Linked DNA regions of Homo sapiens: region 1 is linked to region 2. The links are chromatin loops, found by intact Hi-C in ENCODE. Cell type or tissue: CD4-positive, alpha-beta T cell. All regions are shown on one strand.

The links. A loop is a pair of places that touch in the nucleus more often than their neighbours do. Peaks named below come from ENCODE experiments on the same cell type or tissue, not always from the same donor. Only the 100,000 strongest peaks of a DNase experiment are listed, where the experiment ranks them.
Region 1: it touches region 2 in a loop (4-fold over the local background); 4 of 110 quality-filtered maps call a loop at or near these places.

What each region holds. Positions count from the first base shown.
Region 1 is chr16:28,214,794-28,222,793 of GRCh38, forward strand. No RefSeq gene overlaps it. Among named protein-coding and RNA genes, the nearest start is that of XPO6, 6.8 kb to the left of the region's middle. RefSeq lists an enhancer at 4,403-4,904. In CD4-positive, alpha-beta T cell, a CTCF peak has its summit at 3,480 (motif pointing left); DNase peaks (open chromatin) are centred at 2,728 and 3,498.
Region 2 is chr16:28,487,572-28,495,571 of GRCh38, forward strand. CLN3 (CLN3 lysosomal/endosomal transmembrane protein, battenin) reads right to left here and starts at 4,503. Exons shown (of 16, transcript NM_001042432.2): 1 at 4,449-4,503; 2 at 4,143-4,264; 3 at 3,911-3,989; 4 at 1,719-1,815; 5 at 1,020-1,091; 6 at 91-170. The coding sequence starts at 4,188. APOBR (apolipoprotein B receptor) reads left to right here and starts at 7,072. Exons shown (of 4, transcript NM_018690.4): 1 at 7,072-7,167; 2 at 7,528-8,000. The coding sequence starts at 7,111. RefSeq lists enhancers at 4,385-5,174, 4,514-4,713. In CD4-positive, alpha-beta T cell, CTCF peaks have their summits at 3,891 and 4,090; DNase peaks (open chromatin) are centred at 3,960, 4,520 and 6,700; H3K4me3 peaks cover 4,687 bases; H3K27ac peaks cover 3,990 bases.

The DNA.
Region 1 (8,000 bases), 270 kb before region 2:
ATAACTTTAATATAGTTTACACGCTAATAAGGCCAAGGGATCTAAAATAATCTGGCAGATTAGGATGGGGAGGAAGTCAGGAAGTGACATTTCTTTAAGCTTTGGCCTTAAAGAAGCAGGAGTTTGCTAGGCAAAGAGAGGGGGCATAGAACATTCCAGGCAGTAGAAACAGCATGTACAAGAGAAGCCATCTCAGTAGGTAAGCTGATGAATCGGAATGGAGGCCAAGTCACTTACTTGGCTTAGTTTAGTAGGATGAGTGAAAGCTTTGGGTTGAGACTCATTTGGAGTGGAATCCAGCTCTTAACTTCACTAGCTAAGGTATCTTGAGTTATTGACTCTCGAAGTCTTGGTTTCCTTACTGTAAAATTGAATGAGATAACAGAAATGCAACTGACTCACTTAAGGGTATGCCTTTGGGTTACATAACTGGACTTCCAGAGATTCATTAGCTTTTGGCTGGGTGTGATGGGAGGCCTAGATCCATTCCTCTAGGATTTTCTTTTTTTTCTGTGTGTGGTTTTGTGTGTGTTTGTTTGTTTGTTTGTTTGTTTTGTTTTGTTTTATTTTTTTGAGACAGGGTCTCAGTCTGTTCTCCATGCTAGAGTGCAGTGGCGCAATCACAGCTCACTGCAGTCTCGACCTCCCAAGCTCAAGCAAGCCTCTCACCTTAAACTCCCAGTTAGCTGGGACTACAGGTGTGCGCCACTATGCCCAGCTGATTTTTTTTTTTTCAGCAAAGACAATGTCTCACTGTGTTGCCCAGGCTAGTCTCCAACTTCTGAGCTCAAGTGATCTGCCCACCCCGGCCTCCCAAAGTGCTGGGATTACAGGCATGAGCCACCACGCCCGGCCATTCCTCTAGGACTTCCTTGCTCTGCTCTTCTCCATTATCAGACTTGTTGTCAAGGTGGTTGCCAGGAACAGCCAGGGCCACAAAATTCCCTGTTCAAATCCAGCAAAAGAGAGCACCTTTTGGCCGGGCACAGTGGCTCACACCTGTAATCCCCAACACTTTGGGAGGCCAAGGTGGATGGATCGCTTGAGGTCAGCAGTTTGAGACCAGCCTGGCCAACTGGTGAAACCCCATCTCTACTTAAAAATACAAAAATGAGGCTGGGCATGGTGGCTCATGCCTGTAATCCCAGCACTTTGGGAGGCCGAGGTGGGTGGATCACCTAAGGTCGAGAGTTTGAGACCAGCCTAGCCAATATGGAGAAACCCCGTCTCTACTAAAAATACAAAAAATTAGCCAGGTGTGGTGGCGCATACCTGTAATCCTAGCTACTTGGGAAGCTGAGGCAGGAGAATCGCTTGAACCCGGGAGGCGGATGTTGTGGTGAGCCGAGATTGCACCATTGCACTCCAGCCTGGGCAACCAGAGCAAAACTCCATCTCAAAAAAAAAAAAAAAAAAAATTAGCTGGGCATGGTGGCAGGCGCCTGTAGTCCCAGCTACTCAGGAGGCTGAGGCAGGAGAATTGCTTGAACCCAGGAGGCAGAGGTTGCAGTGAGCCGAGATTGCACCACTGCACTCCAGCCTGGGTGACAGAGTGAGACTCCATCTCAAAATAAAGAAAAAAGAGAGAGCACCTTTCTCACATCCTTTCTCAAGCCAAGAAGCTTTCCCTACTGATCCTAATTGGCCTAGGCCTAGTCCCCCGGATCTAGCCGTAGTGAAGGAGGGTGGAACTGCTATGAGTGGCTTATAGAATCCCCTGGAGTTGCTTTCAATTCCTCAGAATAAACTGGATGTGTGGAGTCACCACATCATAGCTCCATTGCCAGGCTGGGGTGAAGATTTAATTTAATGTACATAAAACACCTGGCACATGAGGCATGAGATAAGTCACAGCTATTATAAATTTGACTCCAGGGATTTTGTTCAAGTAAACTAAATAACATTTTGTTATTAATATTAATCTGAAGCCTGTCTTATTCCAAAAAAAGATTTAAGGCTGCTATTACTTTTAGTTGGCACTGCAGGGATGGCCCCCAGCCATCTCTGCCTGCCTATTTCTATTGCTACTGCCTTGATCGCCTGCATTTAGTTATTCATTCAACAAACTTTCAGTGAGTTAGTATTAGCTTTGTGCCAGGCCTTTTGCTAAAAATGAAGTATTTAAAGTGAATAAGAATCAGGCAAATTGTCCACTGTCTGGGTCAGCAACAGCCACCCAAATAATTACAGCACATTGTGAGGTGTGTATGAACTTCCTAAGCGTACGAGGAAATGGGGAGGAAGCAACAAAGATGGTAACCTTTGGGTTGGGTCTTGATGGACGAATAGAAGTTCACCTGGCTGCTGCAGTCTTCAGTCCTTTTCCTACTCCAAGCTGTCTTCCACTGTGTCCGTTTCATTGCAAGTAACAAGGTGGGGACCCTAAAGTTTGGACTCTTAACAGTTGAAGAAGAAAAAAAGAATGTATTGTCTCGTAAAACGCCATCCAAAGGTTTGGATGAATTTCAGATATGGTGGATTCAGGGTGTGAATATCACAGAATTCAGTTTCTCTCTGTTCGTTGGTTCTGCTTCCTTGACTGGGGGTCATTTATCCTCATGGGCCCTGGCATATCTAGGCTTTCCCTTCTTCCAGGTTGAAGCCTGGTGGAGAGAAGGGCATATGCATCTCCTACAAATGTCGTAGAAAAATAAACCCTTTGTCTTTGATTGGGTCACATGCCCACTCCTGAACCAGTCACCATGGCCTGGGGAGTGTGATGCCCTGATTGGCTAATCTTGGGTCACATGTGCCACCAAGCTCCAGAGTAGCTCTTTCAATGGCCAACATCTCTCTCTCTCTCGAGCTCTCATTTTTTTTTTCATTTGTTTGTTGGTTTTGAGACAGGGTCTTGCTCTGTTGCCCAGGCTGGAGTGCAGTGGCTCAATCATAACTGACGTAGCTTCAAACTCCTGGGCTCGAGTGATCCTCCCACCTCAGCCTCCCGAGTAGCTGGGACTACAGTCACTGTGCCCAGCTAATTTTTTTTTTTTTAATGACTAGGGAGACGAGGGTCTCCCTAGGGTGGTCTCAAACTCCTAGGCTCAACCGGGCATGGTAGCTCACGCCTGTAATCCCAGCACTTTGGGAGGCCAAGGTGGGCAGATCACCTGAGGTCAGGAGTTCGAGACCAGCCTGGCCAACATGGTGAAACCCCGTCTTTACTAAAAATACAAAAATTAGCTGTGCGTGGTGGCAGGCACCTGTAATCCCAGCTACTTGGGAGGCTGAGGCAGGAGAATTGCTTGAACCTGGGAGGTGGAGGTTGCAGTGAGCCAAGATCACGCCATTGCACTCCACCCTGGGGACAGGAGCAGGACTTCGTCTCAAAAAAAAAAAAAAAAAAAACTAGGCTCAAGCAATCCTCCTGCCTCAGCCTCCCAAAATGCTGGGATTACAAGGGTGAGCCACTGTGCCTGGCCTCCATAGCCAAGATCTGTCTGAGCCCCACGACAGCTCTGTGAGGATCTCAGAAGGAAGAAAGGGTGAGAGTCTGGCACCCTCTGTAGGTGATGGGAACACACTGTCTGCATAGCCTGGCATTCAAGGCCTTTGAAGGCCTTCGCAGCTCTAGAGCCAGACTCTCTGGGTTTTTACTCAGCCTGTTACGTAGCTGTGTGGCCTTGAGCAAGTCATTTAAACTCTTTGTAACCTCAGTTTCCTCATCCATAAAATAGGAATAGTACTAGTACCTAGTTGGCTGGGCAGGTACCTGTTTCAGCTAAATTCTATCAGGAAAACCAAATTAGGATTCAAAATATTGACAAGGGAACCGGGCACGGTGGCTCACGCCTGTAATCCCAGCACTTTGGGAGGCCAAAGCGGGTGGATCACTTGAGGTTAGGAGTTCGAGGCCAGCCTGGCCAACATGGCGAAACCCTGTCTCTACTAAAAACACAAAAATTATCCAGGCGTGGTGGCACGAGCCTGTAGTCCCAGCTACTCAGATGGCTGAGGCAGGAGAATCACTTGAACCTGGGAGGTAGAGGTTGCAGTGAGCCAAGATCGCACCACTGCACTCCAGCCTGAAAGAGAGAGGAAGATTCTGTCTCAAAAAAAAAACAAAAGAAATGTTGACAAGGGGACTTTTTTTTTTTTTTTTTTTGAGACGGAGTCTCGCTCTGTCACCCAGGCTGGAGTACAGTGGCATGATCTCAGCTCACTGCAACCTCTGCCTCCTGGGTGCAAGCGATTCTCCTGCCTTAGCCTTTTGAGTAGCTAGGATTATAGGCATGCACCACCATGACTGGCTAATTTTTGTATTTTTAGTAGAGACGAGGTTTCACTGTGTTGGCCAGGCTAGTCGTGAACTCCTGACCTCAGGTGATCCCCCCACCTTGGCCTCCCAAAATGTTGGGATTACAGGTGTGAGCCACCATGCCCAGCTGACAAGGGGACTATTTTTAAAGGGTGGGATGTAAGGAAACCCTGCAAAGGAAAACACAACACAAGAGGTCTAGTAACAGCATGATTATTAGTACTTCTAAGCCTGCAGGGACAAGAGGAGGAATGGAGGCCAGAATCTGGAAAGGAAGAATTGTGTGAGAGCAGCTGAAGGAAGCAGCCAGCTAAGGTGATGCTGTGGGGAGAATGCCAGTGAAATAAACATGCTGACCTCACTGTCTGCTCTCTTGCTAATCTCCTGCTGGGGGATCCACATTGGATAAGTCCAGCTGTAAGCCAGGGAGCAAGGGAGCCTGCTGATGTAATCCGTACAGGTCGAACTTCTGGGCACAGGGCAGGCAGCACAGGGAAAGTGTGACAGCAGGGGAGCACATGGAAAAGATCCGGCAGCCCACCATGACCACGGCAAAGCATGAGAAGTGTTTAGAACTGTGTGGGTGGATCACCTGGGTCAGGAGTTTGAGACCGGCCTGGGTAACATGGTAGAACCCTGTCTCTACTAAAAATACAAAACTGAGCCAGTTGTGGTGGTGCATGCCTGTAGTCCCAGCTACTTGGGAGGCTGAGGCAGGAGAACTGTTTGAACCCAGGAGGCAGAGGTTGCGGTGAGCCGAGACCGCACCACTGCACTCCAGCCTGGGCAACAGAGTGAGACTCTATCTCAAAAAAAAAAAAAAAAAAAAGAACTGTGCTTGTACGTTACAAGACTTTCTTTCTTTCTTTTTTAAAGAGAGGCAGGATCTCACTCCATTGCCCAGGCGGGAGTGCAGTGGTGCAATCATGGCTCACTGCAGCCTCAACATTCCAGGCTCCAGTGATCCTTCCACCTCAGCCTCCTGAGTAGCTGAAACTACAGGCACGTGTCACCACACCCAACTATTTTTTATTTATTCTTTTGTAGAGACCAGTCTCACTATGTTGCCCAGGCTGGTTTCAAACTCCTGGGCTCAAGCAATCCTCCCACCTCAGCCTCTCAAAGTGCTGCGATCACAGGCATAAGCCACCACACCTGACAAAGATTTTCAATAAATTTTAGTTATTAATCACTATATCCATCCCAGCTTTCTTTTTTTTTTTTTTTTTTTGAGATGAAGTCTTGCTCTTGTTGCCCAGGCTAGAGTGCAATGGCACGATCTTGGCTCACTGCAACTTCTGCTTCCCGGGTTCAAGCAATTCTCCTGCCTCAGCCTCCCAAGTAGCTAGGATTACAGGGTCCTGCCACCATGCCCGGCTAATTTTTGTAATTTTAGTAGAGACGGGGTTTCAAAATGTTATCAGGCTGGTCTCAAACTCCCAACCTCAGGCGATCCACCCACCTCGGCCTCCCAAAGTGCTGGGATTACAGGTGTGAGCTACTGCATCCGGCCTGCATCCCACCTTTCTAACTCCTCTCCATATACAAACCCAGCAAGCTAGAGTCCTCTTGGCTCCTGGAAACAGCAGACTCTTTTTTTTTTTTTTTTTTTTTTTTTTTTTTTGAGACGGAGTCTCACTCTATCGCCCAGGCTGGAGTGTAATGGTGCGTTCTCTGCTTACCGCAACCTCTGCGTCCCTGGTTCAAGTGATTCTTGTGCCTCAGCCTCCTGAGTAGCTGCAATTACAGGCAGGCATGTGCCACCACGCCCAGCTAATTTTTGTGTTTTTGTTTTTTTTTTTTTCAGTAGAGATGGGTTTTCATCATGTTGGCCAGGCCAGTCTCGGACTCCTGACCTCAGGTGATTTACCTGCCTCAGGCTCCCAAAGTGCTGGGATTCCAGGCACGAGCCACCACACCCAGCGGACTCTTTCATGTCTCAGAGCCAAGGCTCATGTTGTTCTGCTATTTGGGGTGTCCTTTTCCTCATCCCTTTCCCTTCCTTTTAAATTCCTACTCACCCTAAAGACCCAACTCAAATGTATCCTACTCAGTGATTTCCTGGCATAGAGTAAATGAATGTTTGCAAACATCCATTACCATGATTAATGGAGAAATTTTGCCTGAATGAAGCCATCCTCACAGGATTAACAAGAATTCTGCACAGAAATACAGTTACAATTAAGCATCAACCAGGCTGCACTTTGACCCACTTCCTTGTACCCAAAAGTCACATGGCACTAGATACTGACCACTTGCATCCCCAGTGCTCTTTTAGATAGCATTTCTGATATTAGAATCATAAGGCTTTTTTTTAAAAGAATAGCTTAAGCAGATTTTTTTTGAGACAGGTCTTGCTCTGTTGCCCAGGCTGGAGTGCAGTGGCGAGAATATGGCTCACTGCTGCCTTGACCTCCTGGGCTCAAGCAATTCTCCATCTTGGCCTCCCAAGTAGCTGGGACTACAGGGACCGTGCCTGGCTTTATTCCACCTGTTTCACTGATCAACAGGGAATCTGACCAGGCACAGTGGCTCATGTCTGTAACCCCAGCACTTTGGGAGGCCAAAGTGGGAGGATCACATGAGCCTAGAGGTTTGACACCAGCCTGGGCAACATAGTGAGACCCAGTCTCTACAAAGGTGGAAGCTGCAGTGAGCCAAGATTGCGCCATTGCACTCCAGCCTGAGCGACAGAGTGAAACTGTCTCAAAATAAAAAAATAAAAAAAAAAAGAAAGGTGGTGTCTGAGACTCATGTTCATTAAGACCACTCCCGGCCTGGCGCGGTGGCTCACGCCTGTAATCCCAACACTTTGGGAGGCCAAGGCAGGTGGATCATGAGGTCAGGAGTTCAAGACCAGCCTGGCCAAGATGGTGAAACCCCGTCTCTACTAAAAATACAAAAATTGTCTGGGCATGGTGGCACTTGCCTATAATCCCAGCTACTCAGGAGGCTGAGGCAGAGAATTGCTTGAACCTGGGAGGTAGAGGTTGCAGTGAGCCAAGATAGCACCACTGCACTCCAGCCTGGGCGATAAAGCGAGACCATCTCAAAAACAAAACAACCAAAAAAAAAACACTCCCATCCAACCCCAAGACATACTCACATCTTCCAAGAACGTCAGGCAACTTTCAGATTATGAGACCCCTCAGAGCTTGAACCCAACCTCCCACCTTCACTTTTAGCTGGTTGTTGGAACAATATATTTCTTTTTTTTTGAGACAGAGTCTCGCTCTGTTGCATAGGCTAGAATGCAGTGGTGTGATCTCGGCTCACTGCAACCTCCGCCTACCAGGTTCAAGAAATTCTCCTGTCTCAGCCTCCCGAGTAGCTGGGACTACACACATACACCACCACACTTGGATAATTTTTTAATTTTTTGTAGAGATGGGCTCTCACTGCGTTGCCCAAGCTGTTCTCAAACAATCCTAGGCTCAAGCAATCCTCCCACCTCAGCCTCTCAAAGTGTTGGGATTACAGGCGTGAGCCACCATGCCTTTTGTTTTTTTTTTTTTTTAAGGGAGTTGGGGTCTGGCTGTGTATCCCAGGCTGGAGTGCAGTGGTGCAATCTCAACTTACTGCAGCCTTGAACTCCTGGGCTCAAGAGATCTTCCCACATCAGCCTCCTGTGTAGCTGGGGCTACAGACACAAGCTGCTGCATCGGCCTATGCATCTTTACTAAGAGTTCATGAGGATACAGAGGAGAGGACTTACATCACTGACCCCATAGCAAATAACCTA
Region 2 (8,000 bases):
AGGTCGGTCTCTACTCTCAGCATCTCAGCCATCCCAGCCTCCCCTTTCTCAGCTCCTGCCCACCCTGCCTCCCACTACCCTCACCCAGACCTGTAGGGCAGCAGGTGAAGGCCAAGAGGAGCCAACAATTTGATGACGAGTGTGGGGAGGATGTCCGCCAGGAGCACAGCCTGGGACAGGAGAATAGAGTGAGACCGCAGAGCTTCCAGGGGACAACCCTCCCAACCACGTGGCCAAGGAGAGGCAGGAGCTGGCCAAACAGGCCTGCTACAAACACAGGCTCTGGAGTCAGGCACGCCTGGGTTCAAGTCTCAGCTCTCCCACTCCTTAGTTGTGTGTCAAGAGTTTATACTCTCTGAGCTTCAGTTTCCTCATCTGGAAAATGGGAATATCATAGCACCTAGCTCACAGGACTGCTGTGTGGCTTAAATGAGCTAATATATGGTGCAGACAGAAAGGACTCAGAAACTATATATATATATATTTTGAGAGTGAGTCTCATTCTGCCACCCAGGCTGGAGTGTAGTGGCTCGATCTTGGCTCACTACAACCTCCACCTCCTGGGTTCAAGTGATTCTCCTGCCTCAGCCTCCTGAGTAGCTGGGATTACAGGCGTGCACCACCATGCCTGGCTAATTTTTGTATTTTTAGTACAGATGGGGTTTCACCATGTTGGCCAGGCTGGTCTTGAACTCCTGGTCTCAAGTGATCCATCCGCCTCAGCCTCAGAAATTATATTAAGGTCTCAATTATTTTATATATATATATTTTTTAATTTTTTTCTTTAAGATGGGGGTCTCACTATACTGCCCAGGCTGGTCTCAAACTCCTAGGCTCAAGTGATCCTCCCACCTTGGTCTCCCAAAGTGCTGGGATTACAAGTGTGAGCCAGTGCGCCCAGCCCAGGTCTCAACTGTTTTAATCATGACAGTCCCAGCTGGGTAGTGAAGGGCTGGGAGTGGGGTCTATAGACCCAGGGGCCCTGGGTCAGGCAAGGACCAGGTGAGATGAGTACGCACAGCCGTAGAGACAGAGTTGCAGTCAAATCGTGATGAGCTGTTGTGGGGGATCGGCGTTGGGCCTGGGTCCACCTAATGGGAGAAAAGCATGTCTTTCACCCTGGAGGCAGAGGGATAGACACACAGAGCCTGGCTCCCGTCCCAGCTCTGCCTTCACTTGAAGGATGGCTTTGGGTCAGCAGTGACTGACTTCTCAGGACCTCAGCGTCTCTGCATGCACAATGAAGAGGGGGTTTCCATATGAGTCTCACACTACTAGACCACAGGCCACAGATGGCCCTGTAAATGGACTTTGTTTAGATAACACATTCAAGAGCTTTCTTTTTTTTGAGATGGTGTCTCACTCTGTTGCCCAAGCTAGAGTGCAGTGGTGTGATCTTGGCTCATTGCAACTTCCACCTCCTGGCTTCAAGCAATTCTCCTGCCTCAGCCTCCTGAATAGCTCAGACTACAGGTGTGTGCCACCACACCCAGGTAGTTTTTGTATTTTTAGTAGAGTCGGAGTTTCACCATGTTGGCCAGGCTGGTCTCGAACTCCTGACTTCAAGTGATCCGCCCGCCTCAGCCTCCCAAACTGCTGGGATTACAGGTGTGAGCCACTGTGCCCAGCCAGAGACTGGAAACTTTACCCCACCTTGTCCCACCCCCTCATCTTCCCACAGGGACTAACCATGGTGGTGGTGGTAGAGAGTCACTTACATGGCTCTGGTTTCCCGATGTCCTCTTGTGGCTAAGGATGTCGTGGGCGGCACTCAGCATCACCACATAAGAGAAGTTGTTGCAAAGGCCCAGCAGCCTGGAAGGAGCAGGACAGGTCTCAACTCCCTCCTCATCCTGCAGCCATCTGTAGCCTTTGTGCCAAACCTTCCCTTACCTGTGCCCTTCAATCAGCCCCCTCTTTTTTTTCCCTCTATCACCAGATCCCATCCTCATTCAATGTTGGGGTCAAAAATACAGGCTTTGGTGCTTGGGCAAGATAGTGAGACCCCCATCTCTACAAAAAATTTAAAAATTAGCCAGGTGTGGTGGCTTGCACTGTAGTCCCAGCTACTTGGGAGGCTGAGGTGGGAGGATTGCTTGAGTCCAGGAGTCAGAGGCTGCAGTGAACTGTGATCATGCCACTGCACTCTAGCCTGGGTGACAGAGCAAGACCCTGTCACAAAAATAAAAAATAAAAAGGAAGAGGCCGAGTGCAGTGGCTCACACCTGTAATTCCAGCACTTTGAGGGGCCGAGGCGGGCGGATCGCCTGAGGTCAGGAGTTCGAGACCAGCCTGAGCAATATGGAGAAACCCCGTCTCTACTAAAAAATACAAAATTAGCTGGGCGAAGTTGCACATGCCTGTAATCCTAGCTACTCAGGAGGCTGAGGCAGGAGAACCACTTGAACCCGAAAGGCGGAGGTTGCAGTAAGCCGAGATTGTGCCATTGCACTCCAGCCTGGGCTACAAGAGCGAGACTCTATCTCAAAAAAAAAAAAAAAAAAGGAGAGTGGTCACAGAGAGTTTCTGGGAGAGGCCTTGGAGGCTGGAAGTGAATCCAAGTCTGTGATCCCAAAGCCCCTATGTCAGGGCGGGGCACGGTGGCTCACGCCTGTAATCCCAGCACTTTGGGAAGTGGAGGCAAGCGGATCACCTAAGGTCAGGAGTTCTAGACCAGCCTGACCAACATGGTGAAATCCTGTCTTTACTAAAAATACAAAAAATTAGCTGTGTCTGGTGGCACGCACCTGTAATCCCAGCTACTCGGGGAGCTGAGACAGGAGAATAGCTTGAACCTTGGAGGTGGAGGTTTCAGTGAGCCGAGATTGTGCCACTGCTCTCCAGCCTGGGTGATAGAGTGAGACTCTGTCTCAAAAATAAAATAAAATTAAAAAAAAAAAAAAAAAAAGCTGGGCGCGGTGGCTCACACCTGTAATCCCAGCACTTTGGGAGGCCGAGGCGGGCGGATCACGAGGTCAGGAGATCGAGACCATCCTGGATAACGCGGTGAAACCCCATCTCTACTAAAAATACAAAAAAATAGCCGGGCGTGGTGGCAGGCGCCTGTAGTCTCAGCTACTCCGGAGGCTGAGGCAAAAGAATGGTGTGAACCTGGGAGGCGGAGTTTGCAGTGAGCCGAGATTGCGCCACTGCACTCCAGCCTGGAGGACAGAGAGAGACTCCGTCTCAAAAAAAAAAAAAAAAAAAAAGGTTCAGGCCCGGCATGGTGGCTCATGCTTGTAATCTCAGCACTTTGGAAGGTTGAGGTAGGAGGATCACTTGAGGCCACGAGTTTGAGACCAGCCCAGGTCCCATAGTGAGACCCCCATCTCTATAAAAAAATATAAAAATTAGGCAGATGCGGTGGTGCACACCTGTAGCCACACCTACTTGGAGGCTGAGGTGGGAGAATCACTTGAGCCCAGGAGTTCCAGGCTGCAGGGAGCTGTGATTGCACTACTGCATTCCAACCTGGGAAACAGAGCAAGACCCTGTCTCAAAAAGAAAAAAAAATAAGATAAAATAAAATAAATTAAAAAAATAAAAAAGTTTTAGTAGTGATGCATTTATTTAAACGTTCACTAGGAAAACGCTGGTTTTCCAAGTGGAGTCGTGATTTAAAGTTTTCTTTTTAAAAATATGTGCACTAAAAAACGTTAAGGCTGAATTGGCTGGAAGAAAAAAGTAAATAATCCTACAGGTGGTAGGTATGAGGATCTTGCTAAATCCGGAAGGTGATAAGGAGTGAAGTTTGGAAATTTTACATGCTGCCCCTGGGGCAAACCAGTGGATTCAGTAAATATTTGTGGGTTCAGCTCCTTTGCGCAGCTTAACTCTTTCTTCCCCCTTTCCTCCGGTCACTTCCCTCTTCTCATGCCATTGTCACTCGCTGAAGTCTCAGGCCACTCACCAGAAGCCCACCGCGTTCTTCCAATGCGCGCCCTGATGGTCCAACAGAGGGAGCCGGGGCTCCGGGACGGTCTCCTCCCCTGGGAGAGCGAGAAGAGGGCATGACCCCCACCTACTCTCAGGTGCACGACCGCTCCTTGCGTGTCCTCCCGGGGCCGAGTCAGCTCTCATTCCCCTCAGGTGGGCTGCGAGCCAGAGGTGGTCGTTCCATGAGGGTGGGCGGGAATACTCACCCTCGGAATCCGAAAAGCGCCGCCGCGAGCCTGCACAGCCTCCCATCGCATCAAGTTCAGGTCCCCCGAGGGTCCAGGGTCATAGAGTGTCCAAAGGGGGCTCCCACGGGAGGGATGAGGGTCTGCGACAGGTGACAAGGATCAACGCCCGATTGCCGGTCCCAGCTCCGGCTTGTCTAGGGCACTCGCGCCCCGCGATCCATCAAGGAAGCTGGGGGCTCCATCTCGAGCGCCCTACGACCCACCACGCCCCACCCATCGTACTCTCCCCCGCCCCGTCTACAGCAGGGACCCTGAGGCCTGTACCTTTAAGAGCAGCAGAATGTTCTGCACTATGCAGAGGCCGTTTGTCGGATCACGTGACAGCACCCGCGTGTTCCCCCATCACGTGCTCAGAGGTTTTCCCTACTTCCGGGTCCTCTCTGTCTTCGCTTTGGGCCTTCTCGGCTTCGGAGCGTGAAAAAGGGAGGGGCTGGAGAACCCTGGAACCGCAGGTTTTAAACTGGAGCGGGTGGGAGCAGCAAGCAGAGCCGTGACCTTAGATCAGTGGCGCCCAAGACCGAGACAGTAGCCTGCCAGCACCAGTTATGACTGTGGGAGGCTTCAGCTCCTTTCCTTCAGCACTCACTTGCCAGAAACAAATATGGCCACCTGCCTACTCCCTTTTTTTTTTTTTTTTTTTTGAGGCAGGACTGTTTCTGGTTGCGAACAAAGACGACCAGCTTCAGGTCATTCTTATCCCCATCTGTTGACCTTACAAATTGTTTTAGAGACCTAAGTAAACATAACACTCATCTAAAGGGATTTCGTGAATGATCTATTGGCAGTATCCAAGATGTTAAGAGATCCCTATTTCCAAATTATCCTAGAACCAAAAAATATCACAGCACTTCAACCCCTGGTGTTACAGATGAGAAAACCAAGGTACAAATATATATATATATATATATAACAAAATTAGCCGGGCATGGTGGCGCATTCCTGTAGTCACAGGTACCTTGGAAGCTGAGGTGGGAGGATCACTTGTGCCCAGGAGGTTGAAGCTACAGTGAGCTATGATCACGCCACTGCACTCCAGCCTGGGTGACAGAGTGAGATCCTGTCTCAAAAAAAGAAAAAGTAAAAAATAAAATAAAAAAAATATATGTATATGAAAAAAATTGGAAAGTTGCTGACAATCATTCATACAATGTTAGACCTAAAGGTGACCTTAGAGACCTGTATGGTGATAAGAAATAGAGCACCAGAGGCAGGGAGCCATTGGGTTGGCTCCAGGCTGCTGCAGGATTCCTGCCTCCATCAAAGGTGGTGCTTAGACCAGATTTTTTTTTTTTTTTTGACAGGGTTTTGCTCTGTTGCCCAGGCTGGAGTGCAGTGGCAGGATCTTGGTTTGCTGCAACCTTGACCTCCCAGGCTCAGGTGATCCTCCCACCTCAGCCTCCCGAGTAGCTGGGACAGCAGGTGCGCACCACTGTGCCCAGCTAATTTTTGTGTTTTTTGTAGAGACTGGATTTTGCCACGTTGCCCAGGGTGGCCTCAAACTCCTGAGCTCAAGCAATCCACCTGCCTTGGCTTCCCAAAGTGCTAGGACTACAGGCGTGAGCCACTGCACCTGGCCAGACTAAATGATTTTAAGGCCTAAGATTCTGATGCTGTGATTTCATAGAATTGCCCTAATTGGAATAGGAAAGTGGGGCTGGGGAGGGGAGAAGGAGGGTATGGGGAAGAGAAGTAGAGCAAGGTCACTTTATGTAGTTCCAAATAAGGAATCATACCCTTACCTTCTTCTAGGTGGAAAGCGGCATCCTGCATTCTCTTCTTGTCCTTGGCCTCATCTCTGCTATGGGCTGTGCCACCTCTATATGCTCTTTCTCACCACCAGGCCTTCAGAATGCAGTTGGAAATGTGCCCTCTCGTCTGGGTGTGGTGGCTCATGCCTGTCATCCCAGCACTTTGGGAGGCCAAGGTGGGCAGATCACCTGAGGTCAGGAGTTCGAAACCAGCCTGGCTAACATGGTGAAACCCTGTCTCTACTAAAGATACAAAAATTAACCAGGTGTGGTGGCACGCACCTGTAATCCCAGCTACTCGGGAGGCTGAGGCAGGAGAATCACTTGAACCCAGGAGGCAGAGGTTGCAGTGAGCTGAGACTGCGCCACTACACTCCAGCCTGGGTGACAGAGTGAGACTGTCTCAAAAAAAAAAAGAAAAGAAAAGAAAAGAAATGTGCCCTCTCTAGTGTGCCTCCCAGGTCACTCAGCTGATGGAAAATGGAATCCTACTAACGTGCAGGGCTCTAGAAATTCAGCAGCGTTTCATACATGGCATCTGCCATCAAGGAAGTCACAGGAAGGTGGGAGGCAGACACAGATATCCACAATATAAAGTTTAGCCAAGTTCTTTTTTGCAAGCCTAATCATAGGTGAGGGGATGCACCCCAGAGCCACCAATCCGGCCCCTTCCGCCCCTGGGGGAAGCATTAATGACGCCGAAATGTGTCAGAGCTCCCACCAGCCCCCTCTTCACTGCTACTCTTTCTTCCCAGGCAAAACAGGAACCACAAACCCCAGCTTCCTCTTGCAGAGTGGCTGTGGCTTGTAGGGGAGGCAGAAATGGCTGAGGTGCGGATACGAGACCTGAGTCACTTGAGCTGCTGTTGCCACATGTCCCCTCCCTCTCCCCCTCCCCAGTTCTAAGGTCTCCTGCTCCCACTTTGTCCTTTCTGGCCTCTTGCTTGTCCTTTATTTCCAAATGTGCACCTGAGTCCCCTGTGTGATGTACACCCATTTCCCGGGCTGCAGTGGGGGCTACTGTGGGCATCAGGGGCCGTGGGCAGGGCCTGGGGTGGGGACGCATCAGGGAGACAGGGGAAGAGGAAGTGCCTTTGGTCCTGGGGAAGGTTGGCTTGTCTTGGTGGGTGGGGACGGTCATTATCAGCTTTCTGGACACACAGACAGAGACAGACAGGATGGACTTCCTCCGGCTATACCTCCCTGGGCTGCACCAGGCCTTGAGGGGGGCACTGGTGAGAAGGGCAGACAGCTGCCAGATACTTGCACCCCATTCCCTGGGGCCTCACTTCCGGGCACCTCCCCTGGGGCCTCACCTTTCCCCTCCTCCTTCTGATCTCCTCAAACTGGAGATTGCTTTCTCAGGTTCAGGCAGACTCCTGGCCTAATATTTTCTGAATTTCAGTCCCCACCTCCAACCATGCGTCCTCGTACCCCTAATCGATGCCCCTTCTGGCTCCTTCTGCAAATCCTCTTCTTCTCCTTTCAGATCCCAGTACCCTCTTCCTTAACCTGGGCTCCTCCAGCCAGGGCCCCCAGGGAAAGGGCTGGGACTCTCCTCAATGACTCTCCCCTCTCTCTCTCTTTTTTCCTAGGATTCCCTCGGCACCTTTGTCTCCTACCTCCTGGGAGATGCAGTCCCCACTGTAGAGCGGGAGGCGCAGGCGGCTGAGGAACTGGGGGTGGTGGCGGTGGGAAAGACAGGGAAGATTGTAGAGGAGGAAGCCCAGGAGGACCTGGAGGGCCTTAGAGGCAGCCAAAACGAGGGGGCTGGAAGGCTGAGAGGGCCTGGAGATGACAGAAGACATGAAGTGGGGAGCTCAGCTGTAGAACAGACCTGGGGCTGGGGAGATGGCAGCTCCCATGGGTCCCAAGCAGAGAGGCAGGACAGTGGGGCTGGGGAGACAGCCAAGGCTGCCAGGTGCCAGGAGCCAAGCGCCCACTTGGAGGCCAGAAAGAAATCCAAGGCAGGGTCTGGGGCTTGCCAAGACAGGAGCGGCCAAGCCCAGGAGAGGCAGGAGTCCCATGAGCAGGAAGTGAACAGAGAAGAGAGGCTGAGAAGCTGGGA